Linked DNA regions of Homo sapiens: all the other regions are linked to region 1. The links are chromatin loops, found by intact Hi-C in ENCODE. Cell type or tissue: HCT116. All regions are shown on one strand.

Region 1 (4,000 bases):
GAACGCGGGCCGGGGGTGTCGGGGGCCTACGGGTCCCGGCCCCGGTCACTATGGACAGTTTTTTCTTCGGTATTAGTGAAGGGAGAGGCTGAGGGTGGTACTGGGGCGGTAAGAGGTAGGGATGTGAGGCGGGAATGCGGAGGGTTTCAAGGCGTGGGTGTGGGCGGAGGGCTGCTTCGCTGTTCCCGCAGGAGAGGGGGCCTCGCACGCACAGCCAAAGGGGGTGGCGAGATCCCTGCCCCAGATGTGTTGGGCGGGGCCCACGGCAGAGCGTCCCAGGTGTTCTGAGAGAAGAGACGGAGGTGGACGTGTAAATGACCCGTCCGCCCAAGGTTACACGTGACGGCGGGTTGGTGACATCCCCCGCTGCCCAGCCCCGTACACACGCTCAGGCATACTCACTGTTATTTCTACCAGGCTGTGAGCTCTCCGGCCACACCCGCTCCTTCACCTTTAAGGTAGAGGAAGAGGATGATGCGGAGCACGTGCTGGCACTAACCATGGTGAGGGGCAGGGGAGTGGGGTTTTAATGAATAAGCCCAGGCAGGCAATATAGGTCTCTACCCAACCTCCGGATCCCCTTTACTTGGAGACACATCCTCAGCCTAACCCCCCGGCATGGGCGGCTCCCCTGGCCAGGTGAACCGGGACCTCTGAGGCTGGGCAGGTGCTAGGGTAGATGCCTTTAGTTGTGGTGTCAACCCTCACTTGAGGAGACCCTGAGGCCCTGTGTACCGTTCCCAGCTCTGCCTCACCGAGGGAGCCAAAGACGAGTGTAATGTGGTAGAAGTTGTGGCCCGGAACCATGACCATCAGGAGATCGCAGTCCCTGTGGCCAACCTCAAGCTGTCCTGCCAACCCATGGTGAGTTCCCCAGCTCTGCCTTGGTGGTGGTGGTGGTGGTGGTGAGGGGATTGAGGACGTTAGCACTCATTACAGTGTGGGGTGGGCTAGGAGTGGGCCAGGCCTTCATCCTTGTCTTCCTCCCAGCTCAGTCTGGATGACTTCCAGCTCCAACCACCTGTAACCTTCCGCCTGAAGTCGGGCTCTGGCCCTGTGCGGATCACTGGGCGGCACCAGATTGGTGAGAAGAGGGGAGGGCCCTCTCCTTTGCTTCCAGTGGACTCTCCCATCAGGCTTCCCCCACTCCGCACTCCTGCCCCATCCCACCCTCATCTCCCAGTGCAGCCCTGTACAGGTCTGTGTGCCCTCCACGCTGTGCCCTGTGCATGACATGCCCTCTCCTTTCCGTCTACTCAAGCCTACCTCCTCCATGGAACATGGCCCAACTTCTCCAGCTCCAATAATGAAGACTCCTTTGGCTCTTTGTGACCCAGTTTAGGGTCTGAGGTTCTTCCCACCTAGCCCATAAGCACTGGGAGGTCATGGTCCCTGTAAGCCTAACACCACGGCGTGAAGAAATGGCATGCGGTGTGAAACGGTCTGGTCTTAACACCCCATCCTTCTACTGCTTGTGTGTCCACCAGTTACGATGAGCAATGATGTTTCTGAGGAGGAGAGCGAGGAAGAGGAAGAGGACAGTGATGAGGAAGAAGTTGAGCTGTGCCCCATCCTTCCTGCCAAAAAGCAGGGGGGCAGGCCCTAGCCCTCCTAGGTGAGTTGCGGGGAGAAGTGCCTAGCAGGCTCTGGGAAGGGGCAGGAGAAGCAGGTGAGGGCCTAAATGCTGATTCCTTGTTTCCTCTTTTCAGGTCAGCTCCATGTGCCATGCACCGCCATGCACCCTGTTCCCTGACAAGTTTCAACAATTGTAAATATTTCTTCCTTGAAGAGGAGAGCTTGGGTGGGGGTTGGGTGGGAGGGACTTGGGTCTTTGGTGCTAGGAGAGGGCCTGTGCTCCACACAGCCGTGGTTTTCTGATTTTCACCATGCCCGGGGCCTCCCTTCCCACCTGCCTGTGAGAATTGGAGGTTAGTGCCTGAAGCTCAGAGCTACACATTTTTAATAGTTTTTACATTTTTGGATAAAGGTTGAAATAAAGTGGTGTGGAGTTTTTGCAGCTCTTGTGTGGCTTCTTCCTGTGCTGGGTGATGTTTCCCTAGGGACCGCCAGGTGGCACTGTGGAAGCACCCAGCGTGGCCCTGGGCCTGGGGGAGGGTGGAGAACTGTGGGATCCTCTACCCTCATGGCCCTGGGCTAGGACCTGGGGCCTGGGCCCCAGTTGCCTTGCTGGAAGGGGACCTCCCAACACTCAGCCCATTCCCAGTCTCTGCAGGTGGGAGAGGGTCATCGCAGGAGGTTATCAGCATCCAAACAAGGGGTCTGGGCCTCTGTCAGCACTCGGCTGATGGGCAGGGGGGCAGATAAGCGAGCTTAGGCAGCCTGAGGAATGCGCGTCCCTAGCCCCACGAGGGTCTCTGGCCCAGAGAGGGCCTGTGAGGGCAGGGCGGGACCAGGCTTCGCTCCTCCTTTGAGCCTTGCAGGCTGTCTCTGAGCAGGGCTGGGCCCTTAGAGAAACCTGACTCCGGGGGCCAGATGGAGGGGACTGGCCAGATTGGGTGACAGGGAAACCAGAATCCGGGTGGCCTGGCATATGGGGGCAGAAAGGGGCCCCAGGGAATTTGCCTCCTGGACTAAGGGATTCTTGTCCCCCACACACCGTGGGGTCTGGGGGTCTTTGGTGCCTGGAATCAGGTAGTTCTGGCACTTGGCTGCCTTTGTGCCAGGAAGAACTGACACACCTGGTTTGAGGATGAGTGTATGTGACCAGCTCTGGGGTCAGCAGTTCAGCAGCTGTGTTGGTTGTGGGGGGAGGGTTGTCAATGCCCACAAACAAACAAACAAACAAAACATTGCCTCCCCAGACAACCTGGGGCCAGACAGGCTGAGGATAGACAGAGAACAGGGCCTGATGGGGGTCAGGCCAACTCCCACTCCCAGCCTCTAGTCAAGGGGGAGGGGCCCCGGGATATCGCGGGCTGGTGGTTCTGGGGCAGGTGAGGTCAGCTTTGAAGACCTTGCGTCCGCAGTACCGACCCGCACGCTCTTCAGCGCATCCCTAGTGAAGGAGGTTCTCCCCCAGCCCGTGGTGAGGAACTAGGGGTCCAGTTTCCAACCTCCCTCTTCCTCAAGTTGAGGACAAAGGGAGATGACGCCCGTCTGTGTTGCGGTGATCTGGGTCGCAGGCGCCTTTCTCCGATCCAGGAGGGCGCTGCTAAAAATGCTTCCCTGGGGAGCCCGGCGGAGGGGCGGCCTGGCTGGGAACCATGGGTCTCGCTGCGGAGCGCGGTCGGCAGGGAGAGGGAAGTCGGGGCTGGCGCCCTCTGGCGGGCGAGGTTGAAGCCGCTCGTGGTCGTACCGCTTCCCTGGCCTCTAGAGGCTCCGGGCGGGCGCCGTGGGGCCGGGGCCTCCGAGTCCCGCCACTGCTCTGGGCGGCCGAATCTTGGGCGGAAGGCGGGGGAATGCCACTGAGGCTTGCATGCATGCGTGCATACGTTCATTCATTCATTCGAACGACTTGAGTTGGAGTGGGGAAGTCTGGCTGTGGCCCTCACTCCTCTTTCCCTTCCTCTTCTTGGCCCCAGCCTCCAAAGTCCTCGGCACGTGCTTGGCAGGAGGAGCGGGAGACTGGCTGAGTCCTCTCTCCTGGGAGGCCTCCCTAGCTGACCCATCTACCCCCTGCGCGGCTCCGCCCCAATATTTACCCCACCCACCCCCCGCGATGCCACTGATCGCTCCTTGCATTTCTCGCCGGTTTTCCGGGTAGGTCTCCCGGTGGGCGCGGGCCTGCGCCGAGCACGCTCCTGCCCGCAGTGGGGGCCCAATCCACATCAGCCTCTCGGCCCAAGAGTTTCTCGGCCGGTTGGGGCGCCCCGCGGACACAGCTGGGCAAGGTTTATTCCTCTCTCCTCGCCCCAGCCTCTCCTCGAGCCCTCTTCTTTGCCCTTCAGCGCACAGTAGGAGCGCTGCCGGCTCACTGTGGCCTCAGACCCCTGGGGGATGAAGGCATACGCCGGGGTTTGCCGACTGCTGGAGGAAGGGC
Region 2 (4,000 bases), 290 kb before region 1:
CCAAGCAACTCTTTTTTTTTTTTTTGAGATGGAGTCTCGCTCTGTCGCCCAGACTGGAGTGCAGTGGCACGATCTCGGCTCACTGCAGGCTCCGCCTCCTGGGTTCAGGCCATTCTTCTGCCTCAGCCTCCCAAGTAGCTGGGACTACAGGCGCCCACCAACACGCCTGGCTAATTTTTGTATTTTTAGTAGAGATGGGGTTTCACCGTGTTAGCCAGGATGGTCTCCATCTCCTGACCTCATGATCCACCTGCCTCGGCCTCCCAAAGTGCTGGGATTACAGGTGTGAGCCACCACGCCTGGCTGCAATCCTTTCTTTATTCCCAGAAAAGCCACATTATGTCCTTCCCTTTCCCAATATTCACAGGGGAGACCTACTCACTAGGGAATTCACTATGGTCTGACCAGTATGGTGGAGGGAAGAAGTGGTTGCTGATGTGTCCCTCCCCACTCCTTAGGCTCCCTGTAAATTCCATACCCCACACTGACCCTCCACTATCCCAAAGAAGCTATGAGAACAACGAGCTTATCTAGTCAGTCATAAGCAGTCACTTGATTTCCCATCTGGACAACTATCTCAGTGATACCTAGATCAGCATCCCCCCTGCCCTGTCCTAGGACCTGGCCTAGGATCTCTGTGTCCCCCTGACCCAATACCTCCCCTCAGTCTACCCTTCCTTCCCTTTCTCTACTGTGGCTCCCAATAGCCTTCCCACCCCAGCAACAGGGCTCTGTAGGAAAGGCCTGCCCCTCAATTCTGAGGCTCCGGGCTGTTCCTAGAGCTTGCCTGGGGCTGTTAGGGATAAGGGCAATGCCCACCTTCCCTACTTTTCTCCAGAATAAAACAAAAATAATAGAATTTGAGATGACTGCATATCACCTTGGAATCCAAATGGCTGCCAAAGCCTGAGGACCTGAAATCTATGTAAAGCCTGAACAGTTTGCTCCTCCAGGGCCTCCAGGAGGCCCAGGATGAGATGGGTCTTCCACTTTCTTGGTGGAGGTCACCATTCCCCTTTCCTCAGCCAATCACAGCTCCTTCCCTTTTCCTCTATTCTCTAGATAATGGAAACTTCTGGAAGACCAGATCTAGCTCAGCTGCCCCATTGGCTTTATGCATTGGCCATAATTCTGGTGACAGGCCCCAAAGGACCTTCTCTCTGTGCCTTCCTTCATCCTCCCAGCATTCATACCTGAGAGCCTCCTCTGCTCCCCAGAGTGAGCAAATGTCCCTGTTTCTCCCTCCTAGGCCCCTCTCCCCATGCCCATCTGTTGTCTCTCCTTTTCATTCTCTGCATCCAGTCCAGCCCCATCTTCTTCCTCATCTCTCTGATTCTGTCTCTCCTCGCCTTTGTTCTTGCTCCTGTCCTGTCTTGCTCTTGTGCAGAGACCTTCAGAGCCAGGCCCAGGCCCTCTGTTTGGGAATTACAGGAGAAAGCACTCTAAGTCTTCTATCCACCACTGGGAGTGACCCTAGGCACTCAGTCCTGACCTCACAGCCCGATTCATTCTCTCTCCCCACCTGAATTTTTATTTAAAGCAGAAATGGGAACCCATGCAGTAATAGTGTAAGCAAAGCTTATAATTCTCATGGTCTGTGAGCCCTGAAATTGTGATTCTGGAAAATATTTTTATTGGGGGGGCTCACCTCTATTTCACATTTCGTGCATTAAGTGAGACTTTATTTATTTTGAAAAAGTCCCAGCATCTTCCTGTACTTCAAATTCATATAAAATGTGAACTTGCTATGCCCTCCCAGGAAACTCTGCTGTGTGCCCTCAACTTCCTCCCCAGTTGGACCAAATTATCTAAGTCAGGTTGGTAGCTGGAATAGACTTCCAATCCTGGAGACGAAGAATCCTGCCAGCCCAGGTCCCCTTTCTTCTGGGTGATAACCATCCTAGTACAAGTCCAGGGCCCTTTCCCTTCTCCATAATTCTGTTCCTTGAATCTCTCCTTCCCTCTTCTCCTCTCTTGCTCTAAGAGAAGCTCCATTTACTACATCCAGAGGCTTCCTCAGTTCTTAGTTAAAAATGGGCAAGTGTGCATGTTTGAGGGCAATGGGTGGAGTTGGCAGTGACAAGAGTAACCACCAGGGGGAGCCTGTGCCTAAGAAGAGACTGAGGTGGCATAGTGGAGCCACTCAGGACTTTTTCCCCTTCATTCTGGGGCAGTAAGGCTGCCAAGCATTCCAGCCCAGGGTGGCTCCTTATAGACCTGGGAATCTAGAGCTCCTTCCTCCCCCCTTTCTGGCTCTCCTCTTTTCCTGATTACCCGGGTCAGTGTGAACCAAACTGCTACATCTACACAATGTGAACACTTCCTAAGGACAGGTTAGGAAGAACATGGCCCCTGGAGGGCCTTATTATTTATTTATTTATTTATTTATTTAGACAGGGTCTCACTCTATTACTGGAGTGCAGTAGTGTGATCACAGCTCACTGCAGCCTGGACCTCCTGGGCTCAAGCAATCCTCCCACCTCAACCTCCCGAGAAGCTGGGACGACAGGCGTGTGCCACCATACCTGGCTAATTTTTTTGTTTTTTTGTAGAGACAGGATTTTGCCATGTTGCCCAGGCTGGTTTTGAACTCCTGGGCTCAATCTATTTGCCTGCCTCAGCCTCCCAAAGTGCTGGGATTATAGGCGTGAGCCACAGTGCCCAGCCTGGATGGCCATATTCAACGTAGGGATCGATCTTCCAGACCTTTGACCTCAACCCACAATTTCCACTAGCCCCTGTCACCAGTCTCTTCCTTGGAACCTCATTGACTCAGGCTTTCCTATCCCTTCTCAAACTCTCCTGGTTTGGGGATCGGGGGCACTGGGTAGTACCAGTTATGTCCATTGCTTTCACCTCCACCTCAACTCCCAAGATGGTCCGAGCTCAGTGGCTTCTTCACCCCTGCCACTGTCCTTGGTGGCTAGGTTCTGCCTTCAGATCCACCTGACTTACTGCCATCAATTTCAGGGCTGGATCAACCAAAGAGTCAGTCTGGCTTATGAAAAGAAAGGAAGAGAGCCAGAGAATCTCTACAGGCCAGAGCTTAATCCCTTCTTTTCACCCCAGGTCATAGGGCCTTGTCAGTTCCTGCATTCACAATAATAATTAGGCTGGTCGCAGTGGCTCACACCTGTAATCCCAGCACTCTGGGAGGCCGAGGCAGGCAGATCACCTGAGGTCAGGAGTTCGAGACCAGCCTGACCAACATGGAGAAACCCCGTCTCTACTAAAAATACAAAATTAGCCAGGCATGGTTGTGCATGAGTGTAATCCCAGCTACTTGGGAGGCTGAGGCAGGAGAATCGCTTGAACCCGGGAGGCAGAGGTTGCGACGAGCCAAGATCACACCATTGCCCTCCAGCCTGGGTAACAAAAGCAAAACTCTGTCTCAAAAATAATAATAATAACAATAATAATTAAACCTACTATGAACCTGGCACTGTGATACATGCTGAGGATACCAAAATACAAATAACCATGGTCTGTGTCTTCAAGGGACTTGTATACTAATCAGGGAAATGAACAAATAACTAGGCAATCACAGTATAAAAAAAGAGAAGACTGGAAGAGAAGACTGGAGAGGCAGGGCCAGACACAAAGGAAGGGATGGCTTTCTTAGGAGTTTGGCCTTTACCCTGAATGTTGGGGTAGGTGATGAACTTGATCAGATTTGCTGTAGTATACAATACTCTCGGTAACCAAGGTTAGATTTGAGGAGACAGGGATGCCAATTAGAAAGCCAGTATAGGCCGGGTGCGGTGGCTCACGCCTGTAATCCCAGCACTTTGGGAGGCCAAGGCGGGCGGATCACAAGGTCAGGAGTTCAAGACCAGCCTGGGCAACATAGTGAAAATCCATCTCTACTAAAAATACAAAGATTAACCGGGCATGGTGGTGCACGTCTGTAGTCCCAGCTACTCGGAAGGAAGGAGAATCGCTTGAACCCGGGAGGCGGAGGTTGCAGTGAGCTAAGATTGCGCCATTGCACTCCAGCCTG
Region 3 (4,000 bases), 180 kb after region 1:
CTTGGGTCATGCCTCACATACCTCAGAGGGGGTGCCATGCACACCTGCACACCGCATGGCCAGAGGGGTCCAGAGAAGCCTCCAACCAGTCCGCCTTTAGAAAAGCAGCAAGCAAATCTTCTTAAACATCAAGGCTCTGGGCAAACTTGGCACCCCCACCCACAGTCGCCCCCTGCTAGACAGTCACAATCACACACACATACTAAAGGCTCTCGGCCCCACCAAAGAGAAGCCTGTTTAATCCAGAGTTTCTTAAATTTATTTAACCACAGAATCCTTTTTTCTAGTGAAGCCTATTAACACCTCCCACAGTGTTACTATCACCGATGTCAAATCAGCCAAGCTCTCCTCAGATTCCAATTTCCAAAGAACTGTTGAGGACCTGCTTCAGGCCAGCCGTTGTGCTGGCCTGTACATATATGATTTCATCAAATTCCCCAAAATCTGTGAAGTAGCTGTGAGTCTTCTCTGATAGATGAGGAAACCTTGCCTAAATTCTACAGCTAACAGTGGCAGAGGCCAGATTTAACCCAACAACTTCTCACTCCTGCACCCTGGCTCATTCCACCTACAGCGGCCAACTTCCAGGCTGAGGCTAGGAGCCCTCTTTCTGCACAAACGTTATCAGGAATAGATGGTCCAACACTGGGATCCTGGAAAAGCACTTTTTTCCTTCCCTGATTCATCCCTCACTAATATGTGAGGCCAAGGACATGATACACTGCAATCAATTCCTTCAAGTAAAGTCACCAACCCAGCTCTTCAGAGACAAGGCAAGTATGGGTAAAGAAACTCTGGCTTTGGTTAGTAACCACATTCCAGAATATTAGAACTGGGGCAGGTTATGGAACCTCCAGGTGAAGGAAGAGGTCAAATCAGAGAGAAATGCCATGATGTGCATTTCTGAAGTGCAGATGTCTGAGTATCAGGAGAGACAGTCACTAACTTTCAGCAAGCTGGTTCATCATGCTGACTTTATATATACATTTATATAATCATCTATAACACAAGAATAAAAGTATGGATCCTGTCCACCTCCTGACAGAATGATGATCAGAAAACAGATTTTAAATGTACTATATCCTTAAAAAGCTAAACACTGTGGAAGGGAGTAGCCATTGAGTTTTTGGCTTCTGGCCAGAGGCCACACTTCCCCACCTGCCAGAATGGCCACCCTGGTCTGGGTGTGGTGGCTCATGCTTGTAATCTCAGCACTTCAGGAGGCCAAGGCAGGAGGATCACTTGAGCCCAGGATTTTGAGAGCAGCTTGGGCAAAATGGAGAGACCCTCAACGCTATAAAAAATTGTTTAAACTTGGCCAGATTGGGTGGTATGCGCCTATAGTCCCAGCTTCTCAGGAGGATGAGGCGGGAGGATCCCTTGAGCCCAGGAGTTCAAAGCTACAGTGAGCTATGATTGCAAGAAGTGGACTCTAGCCTGGGCAATAGGGCAAGACTCCATCTCTTTTTTTTTTTTTGAGATGGAGTCTCACTCTGTCACCCAGGCTGGAGTGCAATGGCATGATCTTGGCTCACTGCAACCTCTACCTCCTGGGTTCAAGCGATTCTCCTTCCTCAGCCTCCCGAGTAGCTGGGACTACAGGCATGCACCACCACGCCTGGCTAATTTTTGTATTTTTAGAGAGACAGGGTTTCGCCATGTTGGCCAGGCTGGTCTCAAACTCCTGACCTCAGATGATCCACCTGCCTTGGCTTCCCAGAGTGCTGGGATTACAGGCGTGAGCCACCGCGCCCAGCCAAGACTCCATCTCTTAAAAAAAAAATAAATAAATAAAAATAAAAATAAAAAAGAATGTCTATGCAGGCTGTAACCCCTGATGAGAAATAAATCTCTCCCTTCCAAATTAATAATAATAATAAAGGAATACCCATTGAGTTCTATATAATTAATGGGAGTAAAGGTATAAAATACATTCTTCCAGGTAGAAGGTAAAAATGCCACTAGGTTCGGGAACGATCTGGCTAAGGGTTCAGCGGCCTCTAGGTTACCTCCCAACAGAGAGACCTGAGGAGGGCAGGGATGAGCCAGGCTGGGACACTGGACCAGAGGCTCAGTGTGGGTTCCAAAGTGGGCCCTGAAACACTCCTCTGTCCTCTATGGGAATCCAACCCTCAGCCCTGCCCCTCCAGGGGCATCACTCCCATCCCACCTGGCCTCACCCATCATTTCAAAAATGTCCAACAACCCCTGCTTGCCTTGAGAGCTAGCCTGGGCCTCCAGCCATGGAGCTCCTGGCCAACAGCGCCACCTATGGCTGGATGTGCGCAGGAGATGGGACCCAGAGGATATGCTGGCAGATGAATTTTTTGGTGAGCTAGCTAGCCTCTTTCCTCACTCCCTGGTAATCACATTTCTGTCTGATATCTGTATTCGACAGTGACCTCTGGGGGACAAAAAAGAGGCAGCAGCCAGCTTCACAAAGTGCTGGGCTGCAGATTCAAGTGCTATCAGAAGCACTTTTGTTCCCAGTTTGGACCCAAGGCCTCTTCCACCAAGGAATGCTTGCTGAAGCATGGAGTTTGTTCTCCTACAGGCAATTTCTCTGTTGTCTGAAATTGCTAAATTCCACTTTAGGCAGTGACTCCTGTTAATGATGAGAACAATAACGGGAATAAACTGCCTCTTATCTGAGGGCTTCAAAGTGCTTTATAAACACAAACCCTTATTATTATGACTTTATATTTATAGACAAGGCCCACTGCAGGGGCTGCTGGCTGCATGTACAGCAATAATCCTGAAATTAATTCATCCATCTCCACCCTTTCCCCTGTCCTCTTAACCCTGCCAAAGCAATGGGATATGGGGGTCACAAGAGGATGGCAGCACCCAGGGCTGCGATGGGGGAGTCTGGGAGCTACCCTGCTTCCCTGTGGGCCTCGTGAGCCTGAGGGAGATGGAAGGGGAGACTGGCACCACATCACCTGAGGAGATGCACAAGGAGCTGTGTCCCCATTACTGCATGTAAAGCAAGAGATGGGTGGGGGCATCCCCATGAGGCATGTTGAATGGCTTCACAGCTTGCAGACAGGTAACTTATAAAACCTCCCATCTCAATGCCCAAATCTATTTTGTGGGAGTTGTCCCTAGACTGTATTCTCTCTAGCCCAGGTCAAGATTGATTCATTTCAGGGTCATTCCCTTCAGGCCTCACACAGGGCATTGTTCTCCTGTGATCAGTCAGGGCTCCAGAAACCTAAATGAGATCAATGCATTTCCAAAATGGAAATGCACTGTGGCCACCTTCTGTCCTTTCAACCCCTGCAGTTTGCCTCCCCTCTAGGGGACCACAAAGGGAAGTTGAGTACCCCTTTTGAAGCATTATGCAAGAGACTTCCAAGCGGCCCAAGCATCTGCCCCACTGTCAGTCTGGGGAGGGATTAGGTTTACTGCTGCCCAGTCTGCTTTAAACTGCTGTCAAGTACTGCTTTAAAGGACTGTCACTCCCACTTCAGACAGGGGTGCCTTCCAAGCTATGGCTCCCTGCCAGCTCTGACAGTGATGTCACCAGGCCACCCTTACCAAGGCCTGGCTCCAGTCAGGAGACCAAGGTCATAATAACCTTTCAGCAGAACCACCTGAGACCACAAGTTAATGGTCCTGTGATTTCCCTCATCATCTCATTCATTCAACAAATATTTACTGAGCCCCTATCTATGCCAGGTACTATACTAGATACTCATTCAAGTTTCTCTTCCCCGATGGAGCTGATTACATTATTCAGGCCGGTCCTGCAGAGAGGAAGCCCTTCCAATACCTGTAAGCAGAAGGGCTTCCTCTCTGCAGGACCGGCCTGAATAATGATCCTAACGCCAGATCAAACCCCACCCTACACCCCGCTCATACACAAGCACACAGGGTGCCTTCCACGCTACTCACTTCTTGTTGGTTGTTCTGACAATGATGCAGCGCTCCTTCTGGTCCACAGAGACACTATAGACATCCTTAGGATAGGGGAGGTTTCGAATCCGCCACTGGAAAC
Region 4 (4,000 bases), 620 kb after region 1:
TCATGTCCTCTGCTTCATCTTTTGACATCAGAGAGCTGAAACTCCACCCTGGGATCATGCCGGTTTTTTTGAACATGGGATCCATGAAGCTCAATTGCACATGCACATGTTTCTCTTTTCGTAAATATTCATGACTCCTCCCAGAGCTTATTGAATATGTATATTTGGCCACCCTACTCAGCATAAATTCTTGTCTTATTCTTCCCATCCTTGACCCTTGAAGTGCCTGTTTCTGGCTTCTGGCCAGAGGCTACACTTCCCAGCCTGTCAGAACGGCTGGCAGGCTGCAATGCTCTATGAGAAATAAAGCACTCCTTTCCAAATGTCTGAACCTCTTCATTCTTCAGTTGACATATACATATATCAAAACTTCAAGTTGTACACCTTAAACATATACAATTTTTATTTGTCAATTATTCCTCAGTAAAGCTGGGAGAAAAAAGGTTCACATGGTAAGCTTATGTGGTGTCTAATTTTCCACAATAAAAAAAATAAAATCATCCCACAATGTCAAAGGAAAGGAGGAAGTCATAAAAGAATATATGTAGTATAATTCCTCTTGTAGGAATTTTGAAAACATACAAACACACTATATTCAAAAAGAATGCTTCCGCAAAGAGTAAAACTATAAAGAAAAACAAGGAAAACTTCACCATAAGTGAAGATCATAATTGTATGTAGGGAGAAAGGAGGGGCTGATGGGGAAGGGATATACAGAGAGATCCTGGGGTGCAGATAATGTTTTCCTTCCCTCCCTCCCTCCCTCCCTCCCTTCCTTCCTTCCTCCCTCCCTCCCTTCCTTCCTCCCTCCCTTCCTTCCTTCCTCTCTCCCTCCCTCCCTTCCTTCCTCCCTCCCTTCCTCCCTCCCTTCCTTCCTTCCTCTCGCTCTCTTTCTAAACAGGGTCTCACTCTGTCACCCAGGCTGCAGTGCAGTAGCATTATCATAGCTCACTACAACTTTGATGTTCTGTTTCTTGATCTGTCTGATAATGAAAATATTCATTTTTTAAAAATTTTAATTTATTTTTTATTTTTGAGAAGGGATCTTACCATGTTGCCCATGCTGGACTTGATCTTCTGGGCTCAAGTGACCGTCCCGCCTCAGCCTCCCTAGTAGCCGAGACTACAGGTGTGTGCCACCATGCACTGCTTGCAACTCAGTGAAGTAATTTTTACTGAGGGGCAAACTGCAGTTCATATAGGGCACCTTTGGGATGGCCTCAGTCCCCTTCTAAAGGTGGATAAATCATCAGTTGGTTGTAACGTGTTCCTGATGGAACCCATGCCAAGAAGATGAAGGCCCTGGTCACTCTTGGCCCAGGAGGCTGCCCTCTATCTGCCATGTACGGAGCTGGGCACACGGGAGGTCTTGATCCTGCTTCCTTGAGGGGGCAGATGGTGACCCAGTAAATGACTGGAGAAGCCCTCCAATGTCTGTGCTTCCCCACTGGAAATCCCTCCCCTGTCCCTTTTCTGACCTTGTCAGTTCTCAACCTCAGCCAGACTCCTCTAGGGAGAGAGTTAGAAAGGGAGTGCCTGACTTCCTGCCAGCCCTGCCTGAACCCAGGTTTATCTCTTTGGCTTGAAGCCATCTGTCAGGAAACAGATCCCTCTCCTTTTCGGAGTTACCTGTATGTCAGCCTCAGTATGCACTTAAAGATCTTCCATGGGTGAGGGGAGGAAAGGAATAAGGTCGTTTGTGAGTATTTTTTTTTTTCCTGGGACACTGGTCCTTTCAACCATCCCATCAAGTAAGATGGTAGATCTTTTAATCTTTATATTTCATGGATGACAGCCATGGAGGTTATGTGGCTTACACAAGGTCAACAACAGAGTGAGGACGGGACAAAAGGTCTGTCTCACTCCAAAGCACGTGGCCATCAGATCCTTTCTGGAAGCCACTGGGGCAGAGATCATGGGGTTCAAAATGACAAGAGCACATTCCTAACTCAGGAAAGACATTTGAGGGAGAATGCCCCTTTATCCCATCTTGGAAAGGACTAGGGGCTTGGCTGGGGGTTAGCAAGTGCAGAGAAATGAAGCCTTTCTGGCCTGGAGGGTCCAGACGTGTCAGTAGCCAGTGCTCCAACCCCATTGGTGCTGCTCTAGGGGATGGGCCCTGTGGATGCCCAGAAGGAATGGGAAGAACCAGGAAGGATTAAAAGGACATGATCGGTGGCTACTTGGGTAATTGGCTCTATTCCCGAGAATTTAGAGGAAAGAATCCTCGGCTTTACGAGAAAACACTAGGACAAGGCTATCAGAGCCACTTAGGCTCTGGAACACACTACGCTTAGCAGGGGCTGCAAATGTCCGGGAGACGCTTCCTAACAACTTTGTAAGATGCAAGTAACCGATCTTTAGTGGAAACAACTGGTACCTTGCGGCACACGGCACAGGCGCTGAAACACACAATTACAGGGCACGAGCTCCCCCTTGTGGCCATTCAGGGTGATAGCAGCCCTGAACTCAGGCATCTGGGGGAATTCCTTCCTCTGAACACTGGGAACCGATGGAGCACACACAATGTGTTGGGCCCTGGCTAAGCCATTTACATCCCACCTTCACAACAGCTCCTTTTCACCGGCGCTTGCCTTCCACTCTCCACTGTCAGGTGCTAGCTGAAGCTAGCTTACTTCCTCCCAGACGTCCCGCTGACCCCAGCCCCTGGGTCAAGTGCTTTGCACTTCTACAAAGGTTGGCTGTCTCTCCAGCACGTGTTGCACTTTAGTCTGATGAGTTTATTTAATTGTCTTCACCTATGGACCCTCGTTTCTTCAGGCAGCTTGGCTCTCCTTTACATACCTAGCAGAGAGAAGGGGCTGAATGAATGTTTGTCAAATGAATAAATGATGAATGAGAGAGCATTCCTGCATGCAGAGCTTGGTTACAGGGGCACCTAAATGAATAGCCCAGAGCATGCATTGCCCAAGGCTACACTCACTTTAGAGAGAATGTCTGCAAAGATCACTAACCTCACAATCACAAGCAGTTTCCCTTGGAAAATACCAAATGACTACAGGTTATATTCCTTCATATTTCTGCCCTTCCCTTACTGGTAAGATATAGAGAGAGTGGAAACATGGGGGAATTCTGTGCCCTGTGTGGTGAATTTTATGACATAACTGTCTGGAGTCCCTGCAGGTCTTGGGTGTGGTCACTGAAGTCAGGAAAGAGGGTCCATTGGATAACATCACCCAGCAAGTGAACCCTGAGAGGGTGTGTGAACCTGCTGGCTGACTTGGGGCCAACGTCAGTGGGGTCAGGGGTCACACTGTCTGTCTCTCAGTGTGTTACCTTCTGTGAGGTTTTAATGAGTGACCTTGGCCTCTCCCAGCCAGAGGTTTCTCCCCATTCATCATCTGGTGGAGATGGCAGCAGTACCAACAAAACTCCAGCTCCCCAAGTGCTACAGAAGCAACTTCTGCATCCTCTCAGGGCGCTGGGAAGACGTCCAGCAGTCATCGTTACAGAGGAAGATGGATGTGGCAGGGCTGGGATGGCAGTCCAAGTCTGCAGTTCCAAATGTGTGCTCTTAAGCTTTTTTGAATAAATAATATATTCATGCAATTCAAAATTCAAGCCATTCAAAACAGTAATGAGTAAGCCTTCCTTCCACCCCCTCTCTTAGGCACCCTATTTTCCTCCCAGAAAATGCCGTCATTTTCTTGGGTGTCCCTGCAGAGATATTCTATACAAACAGACATACATATTCTCCCCCCACCAACATACCAACACACCCTGTTCTGCATCTCATTCTTTTTTTTTTTTTTTTTTTTTTTTCGAGACAGAGCCTCACTCTGTTGCCCAGGCAGGAGTGCAGAGGCACAATCACAGCTCACTTCAGCCTCGACAACTCCCGGGCTCAGGTGATCCTCCCACCTCAACCTCCTGAGTAGCTGGGATTACAGGTGTGCACCACCATGCCCATTTAGTTTTTGTATTTTTTGTAGAGACAGTGGTTTACCAAGTTGCCCAGGCTGGTCTTGAACTCCTGGGC
Region 5 (4,000 bases), 230 kb before region 1:
GATCTGACATTAGTGAATGGAAACCAGAAGTATCCCTAATTCTGGCAAGGGCCAGGCAGGATCTTTCATGCTCCTCTCTAGACTTTTCTCACACACAATTGGGTATCAGAACTTCAAATCTGTCCCATCTCTGCAGAGAGTTTAGTTTACTGATTTCCTTCCTCCTCCTTTAAAAAGAAACAAGATTTTCAGTGTTGTAGCCCTAAAGTAATTTTACTGTCACACTTTTCAAGTAATAGATTGTTTGAGAAGTAACTGGATCAGCTATATGTTAGGGCACTTTTGCAGCCTGCTTTCTAAGTCTAAGTCTCTCCCAAAGTAGCCAGGCATTTTGGTACACACTACCTCAAGAGCAGACAGGTGACTCTTAGCTTGCAGGGATTGTCATGATGCTTGATTGTCATAATGCTTTAGTTTTCTGGAGTCAGAGAATTTTAAGAGTGCTCTGCCCTGATTACCCCAAATGTCAAGGACAAAGACATAATTGATAAACAATCCTAAAGTTGAATTTAGTTCTTTTTGTTTAGGCAGTATAAAGACAAGGAAGAAGAACACCAAAGTGGTTTTTTCTCTGCTTTAACAAATATGGTAAGTCCTGCTTTTTTTTTTTCTCCTGAAAAAAACAGAAACAGTGTGGTCTGCAGGGGTGGACAAATCGGGCTCCGAAGTTCAGATATTTGAAGTGATGGCATGATGACAAGAGAGAGGCTGCTCAGAGCAGATTTTCTTGGGGAGTGTATTTCCTTTACTGAGTTTCTTTCTTTTTTTTTTGAATCCCCACTTTTGATGTACCTTTAGTGAGATTCAAAACCAAGTGAGATGGGGAAAGGAGAGCTTTGGTTTCTCTGGCACTTAGTTTTTCCACATTAATTAATTAATTAATTAATTTTTTAAAGGCTAAAGAAAAGGTACACATTAAGCCAGAATTTGCTTCCTAAAGAGTTGGCTCCGTTTAGGCACTGACCTTGTGGAACACGGTATAGTAGGGTTTGGATCTGAGTGCTCTCCTGAATGCTCCTTTGCTGTCTGCCATGGCTGTTTGATCCTCATAGCTGGTCCTAGGGTTGAGCGATCGTGCAGTAGATCTGTGCCACTCTTCTAATAGCTTAGGGTTTGGGCTTAGAGGTCTGAATTTTAGGGAAGTTATTGGTCCAGCTGGCAAGACTCCAGGGCAAGGTTTCTTGGCATTTGGTACCAGATAATCTGGGACTGATTTTGAAGAGATAAATCTAGGAGATTCTAGAATCTAGGCAGATTCAGAAAGTCTGTCTTTCGGGCATTATTATCCAAGTATTCAGCTCTAGGGCAAGACAATTTTTTGGTTAGTTGCAAGAAGTAGTTGCCCCCTCTCCTCCTCCACTTCTGCAATTCTTTTTCCTCCACTGCTTACGAATTGTTCCTTCTGCCTTCTCAGCCTGTTCTCAGGAAGGGGCCTGATAAACTCTTTAACTCCAAAATGTAAATGAGTGAAGTCTCTCAGGGGCTAGAGAAGTATGAGTTTTGTACTGGTGTTTGATGAAATGAATTAGATACAATTATACTGCTCCCAGATATCTCTGCCTTTCAGTCAAGTTTTCAGAAAGTTTTGTACCAAACACATGAAGCTCTAGGAGCATAGGTTTGTGTATAGTTTCAAGCATAATTAAGGAGGTGGAAGAGGTATTTTTTAGTGGGTGTAGGCATCTTAGTGCTTCTGATATCATACACATTAGAGGCAGCCTACTCCATTTACTTATTCACTTGCTCTGACTAGGACACAAACTAAAGATTTTGTTATCTGAAAAATGGAGAGTGGATCTCATATAGACAGCTTTGGTCTGAAACCTGAATATTGTTCCCAAAGATAGCTTTATGTTGGTTGAAGTCAGCCTGCTTCCTGTGAAGTTTTTCCTAAGTTAGTTTCTGACTTCAAATAAGCAACTTCTAGGAAAGATACAGAGTGATGAAGATGTGTAGGTTAACTGTCAGAGGGACTAAACTTACACACTGAAAAGGAGAGTTGGACAAAAGTACTAGGCTTTTTCTTTAAAGCGAGGTGATTTAGTAGGCAAGATGATTTACTAGGCAAGATGATTTAGTAGGATTCTCATTATTTCATTTATTACTTATGAGTCTTTTAAGATTTTCAAAGTGGGCTGGTTTTGGTGTGTGTGACTTATGGCCTAGAGTTCCAAGTTCTCCCCAGGTGGAAGCAGCTTGTTTTCTTCACTGATAAAAGGCTTCCTAGGCATAAAGCTCCTCTCATATCCTCCTGCTATAAGTTTGCAATTCCCCTTTTCTTCCACAGGTGGGCAGCATGTTCATAGCAGATGCCCATGAGAAAATCTCAGTACAGTAAGTGCCTGACATTCTTGTGCAGTGACTTGGACTTTAGTGTGGGCTGTCCTGCTGGATATGAGAGTGTGCAGTGTTACCTCTTGCTAATCTTTTACAGAATCATACTTTTTTGGTGATTTTCAAATGTTTCATGGGTTTTGAACATTAATGGACCCTTAGAAATTTCTGCTTTTCATATGTATTGAGCGACAATAAGCTGAACAACTGTTGCCAGACTATCTCTGCAATGAAACAAAAGAGGGATGGGTGTCTGAGCCAGTTGAGGACTTAACTGGGTTGAGGTGGAAAAACAGAGGGAAGATAATGAAGTAGATGAGAACTGGTCCTAAGGAATTAAAGTGAAGGCCCTGACTCCTGCCTATACACTTTTGCATACGCCCAAATGGCAAGTAAAGGGGAACTTTAGAAATGCAAAGGAATTGATAATGAGGCGCTGGGGTGCAATCCAATCTTATCTTCATGGTTATACTGTTTTAACTCCCCCCACTATAAAAACTGCTCCAATTTGTTCTCTTTTTCTTTAGAACCAATGAGGCCATTCTTCTGGCACTTTATGAAGCTGTTCATTTAAATCGCAACTTCATCACAGTATTAGCTCAGGTTGGTCACATTAAAAATCCCAGTGTTTTTTTCTCTCTAAATTTCATACCGATTAATTCCATTGAAAAGCCTATCTGGCTGTACTTGTTTAAACCCTGCTTTGCATTGGTAAGTGGTAGTAACAAGGAGTTGAATCAGTTGCCTTTGTTTCCTGCTGTCCTCAAATATGTATGTTTCCATTGGTGCTGAAATGGGTCTAATAACGTGCAAAGTTAGTTTTTTTGGCCAATTTATTGATCCTGTTAACCCAAATGAATTGTCATGACTTCATTTTGCTCACTAGAAATCCCTGGTATTATCCGCTATGTGGATTTTTATATTGGGCTTTCTGCTTTCCACACCACTGTGGAATTACAACTGGAGATAAAATAGGCCAAGCCACTCACCTTATTATCTCACCAATTTCCAGAGGAAAAAAGTAAAAAATATCCTGGCCAGGTTAAGGTTAGCTGTTAACAGATAACGTGGTTTACATACATTGAAAGGAAGTCATAGAATACTGAGCGCTGGGCCCTGCGCTGTGGCTCACGCCTGTAATCCCAGCACTTTGGGAGGCTGAGGTGGGCGGATCACAAGGTCAGGAGATCAAGACCATCCTGGCTAACACGGTGAAACCCTGTCTCTTCTAAAAATAAAAAAAAAATTAAAAAAAAAATAGCTGGGCGTGGTGGCGGACGCCTGTAGTCCCAGCTACTTGGGAGGCTGAGGCAGGAGAATGACGTGAACCCAGGAGGCAGAGCTTGCAGTGAGCCGAAGTCGCGCCATTGCACTCCAGCCTGGGTGACAGAGTGAGACTCTGTCTCAAAAAAAAATAAAATAAAAACAAAACATAACAAAATAAAACAAAATAAAAAAACAAACAAAAATACCCCCAGAATACTGAGCGATGGGTCACATGCCTGAGGGATAGCCACAGTAATTGGCATAGAAGAGGACTAAAGTAGACCAAGAACTCAAGAGCTGTCCATGAAAGCCATTTTAAAAAATTGATAAAGTGTTATTATCTTAAAGCCAGACTGTTTAAAATATGTATGTAGGGTTATTTTAAGGGAAAGTTTGCTTA
Region 6 (4,000 bases), 570 kb after region 1:
TGGGTCCCTTGGTCTGAGTAAGCGTTTGTGCCTGCCCGTTTCTCAGACTCTAGGTCGTTGCTCGGCTAATCCATCCTGCACTCCTTTTGATAATCATATAATTACATCTGAGCGCTGTGAGTTTACATTTTTTTCCACTCTCAGTTTAAGGAAATAGCCACCAAACGGAAGCCCAATTACACCGAAGCCTCGTCATTCACTTTATTAAGGACCCTGGATATGTTTCCATTTTCGCAGGAAATGAGGTCTGATCAAGCAGCACTAATACCTTGGGCCTCGGGGAGGGGGCGGGGACTCTCAGGGGCTGGCTAGATTCCGCGCGAGGCCGCGCCGCCCGCAGAGCCGAAACTGCCAAGCGGATGGCCCCACCTTGGGGCGGCAGATACCCAACTCTTCACGTCTCCCAATTCCTCCCAGGACCTCGGATTCGTTCTGTCGGGGCCACCCACTGGGCAGACCCACACCTTCCCACATCTCAGCGTGCTAGGCTCGGGGCTACCACACGCTGGCGCGGGTGGGGGGCGGATGGGAGGGCCAGGAGAGTTGAGGGGACTTTGCATTCCCAAAGAGAGACCCAGAGTCCTTTCAAGCTCCACCTACCCCCTTCCCAGGTGTTTGGCAACCTCCGAGGATGCTGCTAAGACCTCCGGAGCCGGGCAAGCAGGCCTGGAACGTCTGGGAGGCATCTTCCGGGGTCCCATGCCCCGCCTCCTTCAGTCTCTGATTCCAGTTTTCCATCGCCCCTTCAATGGGAACGTATCCTTTCCCCGCTGCCACCCTGTGCTTTTGAAGGAGAAGACGGTGGGTCCAGGTCTCACCAAGGAGCTCGGGTCCACCAGGCCTGACCCCGGCGCCGGCGGCTTTTGCCCCTCCTCGGATCTCGAGTTCCCAGACGGCGGCCAGGCAGGATCCATGCCTGCGCGGTGGCAGTGCAGCCACTTGGTCTCTCCAGGTTTTCCTTTCCCTCCACACAGGCCCCCGACTGAATTCAGGGGGTGAGGAGTGGCAGGGATGGTGCCTTTAGGCCAAGCCTCGGGAGAGGGGGATGAGCTGGAGGCAGGACCCCACAAATTTGAGGCATCAGAGTCTCTAATTTGCAAGCGCCGTGGAAGCCAGTCGAGGCCCTATGGATCGGTCCAAGAAAGGCCCCAGGCAGAGAATGGCCCGCGGCGCGGAGGTGTCCGCGAGAAACTAATTCCGATCTGGATAACGGGTCTGAATTAGACACGTTTACAGCCCCATTCCCCTTTCCTCCTGGGCGCTGGGGGGCAGTTCCTCGAAACTTGGGGGCAGATTCCCCAGGAGCAGCTGCTGTGGGTGTCCGAAGGAAGAGCGAGGAAGGGAGCCCCGGGACGCGGGAGTCTACACCCTCTGCCCTCCCAGTCGCAAGCTCAGAGCAGCTGCTCATACACAGACCCGCGTATCCTGGGAGAAAAACAGATGAGCGTGCCCTTGTATGTTTGACTCCTGGGCCAAATGTGGCCTCTAAGACCCCGAATTCTTCTCCTAGCAGCCTCAGAACGGAATCCATAAATTCAGAGAGGCAGGTGTGCCGACGACAGTCTCCCACCCCTCCAGGTCCTGGGGAAGGCCGGGGGATGCCTCCTCTCTCCCTCGCAGCGCCTGCCACGCTTTTGCCCCCCTCTTCACCTCGCCCCTTTTAAGCCTCCGGAGAACGATGGCTGCCCAATGGCCCCATGTACCCAGGCCATCCCGCTGTTTCAGGGAGGATCCTAGGGTCCAGGCTCTTTCTTCCTGCAGCCCTCTCGGGTCTCCAAGCCCGCCCCCTCTTGAGCACAGGTGTTCGAAAGGCCCCGCTTCTCTGTGACGCGGGCTTCGAGCGCCACCTAGCGGTACTTGACGCTCAGCAGCAGTGCCCGCCCTTAAGCCACCCCTTTCCCCACCCATCCGGAGCCCGGATAGCCATCCTGACGCGGTCCCACTCCCAAACTACAAGCTCCTGAGTGAACACGCTTCACCCCCACTTTATTATTATTATTATTATTACTATTATTGAGACTGTATCGCCCAGACTGGAGTGCAATGGCGCTATTTCGGCTCACTGCAGTCTCCACCTCCCAGGCTCAAGCGATCCTCCCATCTCAGCCTCCTGAGTAGCTGGTACTACTCAGACGCGCACCACTACGCTTGGCTATTTTTTTTTAACTTTTAGTATAGACGAGGTCTCACTATATAGCTCAGGCTGGTCTTGAACTCCTGGGCTCAAGCGATCCTCCCACCTCGGCCTCCCAAAATGCTGGGATTACGGGCGTGAGCCACCGTGCCCGGACTTCTTTTTAAAAATAGAGACAGGGGTCTCTGTCTGTCACTCTGACTCAGGCTGGAGTCCAGTGACATGATCATAACTCACGGCCTCCCAAAGCTGCCGCATTACAGGTGTGAGCTACCGCGCCCGACCTCTCACCCTCACTTCTTGGAACGGAGCCTTTAGTAGAGGGCCGCAAGGAATTGCAGGGGTGTGGCTAGGGGACTCTCACTTGGACCCGGCAGATGTGCGGGACACTGTTTCAGGGTTTGGGTTTGGCGTGGGGTTGAGGAAGGGACCACCCCATGTCTCTGCTGGCGGGGAGCAAAAAAAAAAAGGGGGGGTTCTCTGGCCGTGTGCGGTGGCTCACGCCTGTAATCCCAGGAGGCAGAGGTTGCAGTGAGCCGAGATCGCGCCACACTGCATTCCAGCCTGGCGGCAGAGTGACACTCCGTCTCAAAAAAAAAAGGGGGGGGGGTCTACTTATGAGCCCCTCTCATCCCTATTCCTACCCGAGCCCGGCCCCCAGCTCAATCCCCGGTACACTGCGGGCAAAGATCAGAACACTGCGGAAAAAAATCAGAACTTTCTCGGCTCGCAAAGTTCCGGTCCTCGCACCCTCCGCGGCATGGGAAAGGTTAGGTAGGAGCGCCCTCTGCCGTCTGTTATTTGGCACTGCGGCGGGCTGCGGGGCTGGAGGCAGCGAAATTCCTCTAACTGGCTCGCGGTCATCTCAGCTACCCTCCTGCCTATAGGGAGGAAGTCCCTTTCCCAAAGGCGCACAAGGGTTCCTCCGATCTTCATGGGATTGCACAGGGAAGGGAGACTCAGTGTTGCTGAGTTCCACCCGCACTGTGAGTTCTGTGCTAATCTTACCTCTTTCCCTCCTGCTGTGGGGTCAGCTTCCTCCCAGCTGATAGGATACCTGGGAGGTTAGAAATTTCTTCCCCTGCACCACAGTATATACATCATATTTCACAGCATAAATATATACAATGTTTACTTGTCACTTAAAAGTAACAATGCAGAAATTGCCGGTCGCGGTGGCTTATGCTTGTAATCCCAGCACTTTGGGAGGCCGAGGAGGGTGGATCACCTGAGGTCAGGAGTTCGAGACCAGCCTGGCCAAAATGGTGAAACCCTGTCTCTACTAAAAATACAAAAATTAGCCGGACGTGGTGGTGGGCGCCTGTAATTCCAGCTCCTCGGGAGGCTGAGGCAGGAGAATCACTTGAATCAGGAAGGCAGAGGTTGCAGTGAGCTGAGATCATGCCATTGCACTCCAGCCTGCGTGACAAGAGCAAAACTCCGTCTCAAAAAAATAAATACATAGGCCAGGCACAGTGGCTCATGCTTGTAATCCCAGCACTTTGAGAGGCTGAGACCGGCAGATCACCTGAGGTCAGGAGTTCGAGACCAGCCTGGCTAACAAGGAGAAATTGCCTCTACTAAAAATACGAAAATTAGCTGGGTGTGGTGGCGCATGCCTGTAGTCCCAGCTCCTCTGGAGGCTGAGGCAGGAAGATCACTCAAATCTGGGAGGCAAAGGTTGCAGTGAGCCGAGATCACGCCACTGCACTCCAGCCTGGGTGACGGCGTAAGATGCTGTCTCTAAATAAATAAATAAATAAATAAATGTAACAATGCATAAATAAAAATAAATTTCTTTCTCTACAGTGTGATCATCAGGCCTGACGGACGGGCCACGTTCCCCAGCTAGCACACTGCAGATGG

Evidence for each region. Peaks named below come from ENCODE experiments on the same cell type or tissue, not always from the same donor. Only the 100,000 strongest peaks of a DNase experiment are listed, where the experiment ranks them.
Region 2: it touches region 1 in a loop (10-fold over the local background); 16 of 110 quality-filtered maps call a loop at or near these places.
Region 3: a loop joins it to region 1, with 13 times the contacts of the local background. A loop is called at or near these places in 100 of 110 quality-filtered maps.
Region 4: it touches region 1 in a loop (16-fold over the local background); 11 of 110 quality-filtered maps call a loop at or near these places.
Region 5: it touches region 1 in a loop (6-fold over the local background); 14 of 110 quality-filtered maps call a loop at or near these places.
Region 6: it touches region 1 in a loop (14-fold over the local background); 60 of 110 quality-filtered maps call a loop at or near these places.

Annotation. Positions count from the first base shown.
Region 1 is chr10:101,779,342-101,783,341 of GRCh38, reverse strand. It overlaps NPM3 (nucleophosmin/nucleoplasmin 3), which reads left to right. Exons shown (of 6, transcript NM_006993.3): 1 at 1-69; 2 at 418-503; 3 at 745-864; 4 at 991-1,084; 5 at 1,488-1,615; 6 at 1,710-2,017. The coding sequence ends at 1,606. It also overlaps a transcript of FGF8 not described here. Among named protein-coding and RNA genes, the nearest start is that of NPM3, 2.1 kb to the left of the region's middle. RefSeq lists enhancers at 329-968, 1,896-2,190, 2,069-2,919, 2,997-3,126, 2,767-3,664 and 1 more, a silencer at 3,347-3,426 and a promoter at 2,036-4,000. In HCT116, CTCF peaks have their summits at 2,066 (motif pointing right), 3,093 and 3,300 (motif pointing left); DNase peaks (open chromatin) are centred at 1,019, 2,071 and 3,271; H3K4me3 peaks cover 2,817 bases; H3K27ac peaks cover 4,000 bases.
Region 2 is chr10:102,071,177-102,075,176 of GRCh38, reverse strand. No RefSeq gene overlaps it. Among named protein-coding and RNA genes, the nearest start is that of HPS6, 7.8 kb to the right of the region's middle. In HCT116, a CTCF peak has its summit at 2,084 (motif pointing right); a DNase peak (open chromatin) is centred at 2,116.
Region 3 is chr10:101,601,234-101,605,233 of GRCh38, reverse strand. It overlaps DPCD (deleted in primary ciliary dyskinesia homolog (mouse)), which reads right to left. Exons shown (of 6, transcript NM_015448.3): 4 at 3,898-4,000. It overlaps MIR3158-1 (microRNA 3158-1), which reads right to left and starts at 3,817; the gene lies at 3,737-3,817. MIR3158-2 (microRNA 3158-2) reads left to right here and starts at 3,737; the gene lies at 3,737-3,817. RefSeq lists a silencer at 2,189-2,348. In HCT116, a CTCF peak has its summit at 2,288; a DNase peak (open chromatin) is centred at 2,383.
Region 4 is chr10:101,160,362-101,164,361 of GRCh38, reverse strand. No RefSeq gene overlaps it. Among named protein-coding and RNA genes, the nearest start is that of LINC01514, 14 kb to the left of the region's middle. In HCT116, CTCF peaks have their summits at 1,345 and 2,441 (motif pointing left); DNase peaks (open chromatin) are centred at 2,161 and 2,411; H3K4me3 peaks cover 533 bases.
Region 5 is chr10:102,008,311-102,012,310 of GRCh38, reverse strand. It overlaps ARMH3 (armadillo like helical domain containing 3), which reads left to right. Exons shown (of 26, transcript NM_024541.3): 11 at 528-588; 12 at 2,288-2,334; 13 at 2,862-2,937. Among named protein-coding and RNA genes, the nearest start is that of ARMH3, 46 kb to the left of the region's middle. RefSeq lists an enhancer at 2,395-2,464. In HCT116, a CTCF peak has its summit at 2,281; a DNase peak (open chromatin) is centred at 2,310.
Region 6 is chr10:101,212,737-101,216,736 of GRCh38, reverse strand. No RefSeq gene overlaps it. Among named protein-coding and RNA genes, the nearest start is that of LBX1, 15 kb to the left of the region's middle. RefSeq lists enhancers at 1-49, 1,900-1,949, 1,960-2,029 and a silencer at 1,750-1,799. In HCT116, CTCF peaks have their summits at 1,836 (motif pointing left) and 2,933 (motif pointing left); DNase peaks (open chromatin) are centred at 1,846, 2,416 and 2,926; H3K4me3 peaks cover 1,688 bases.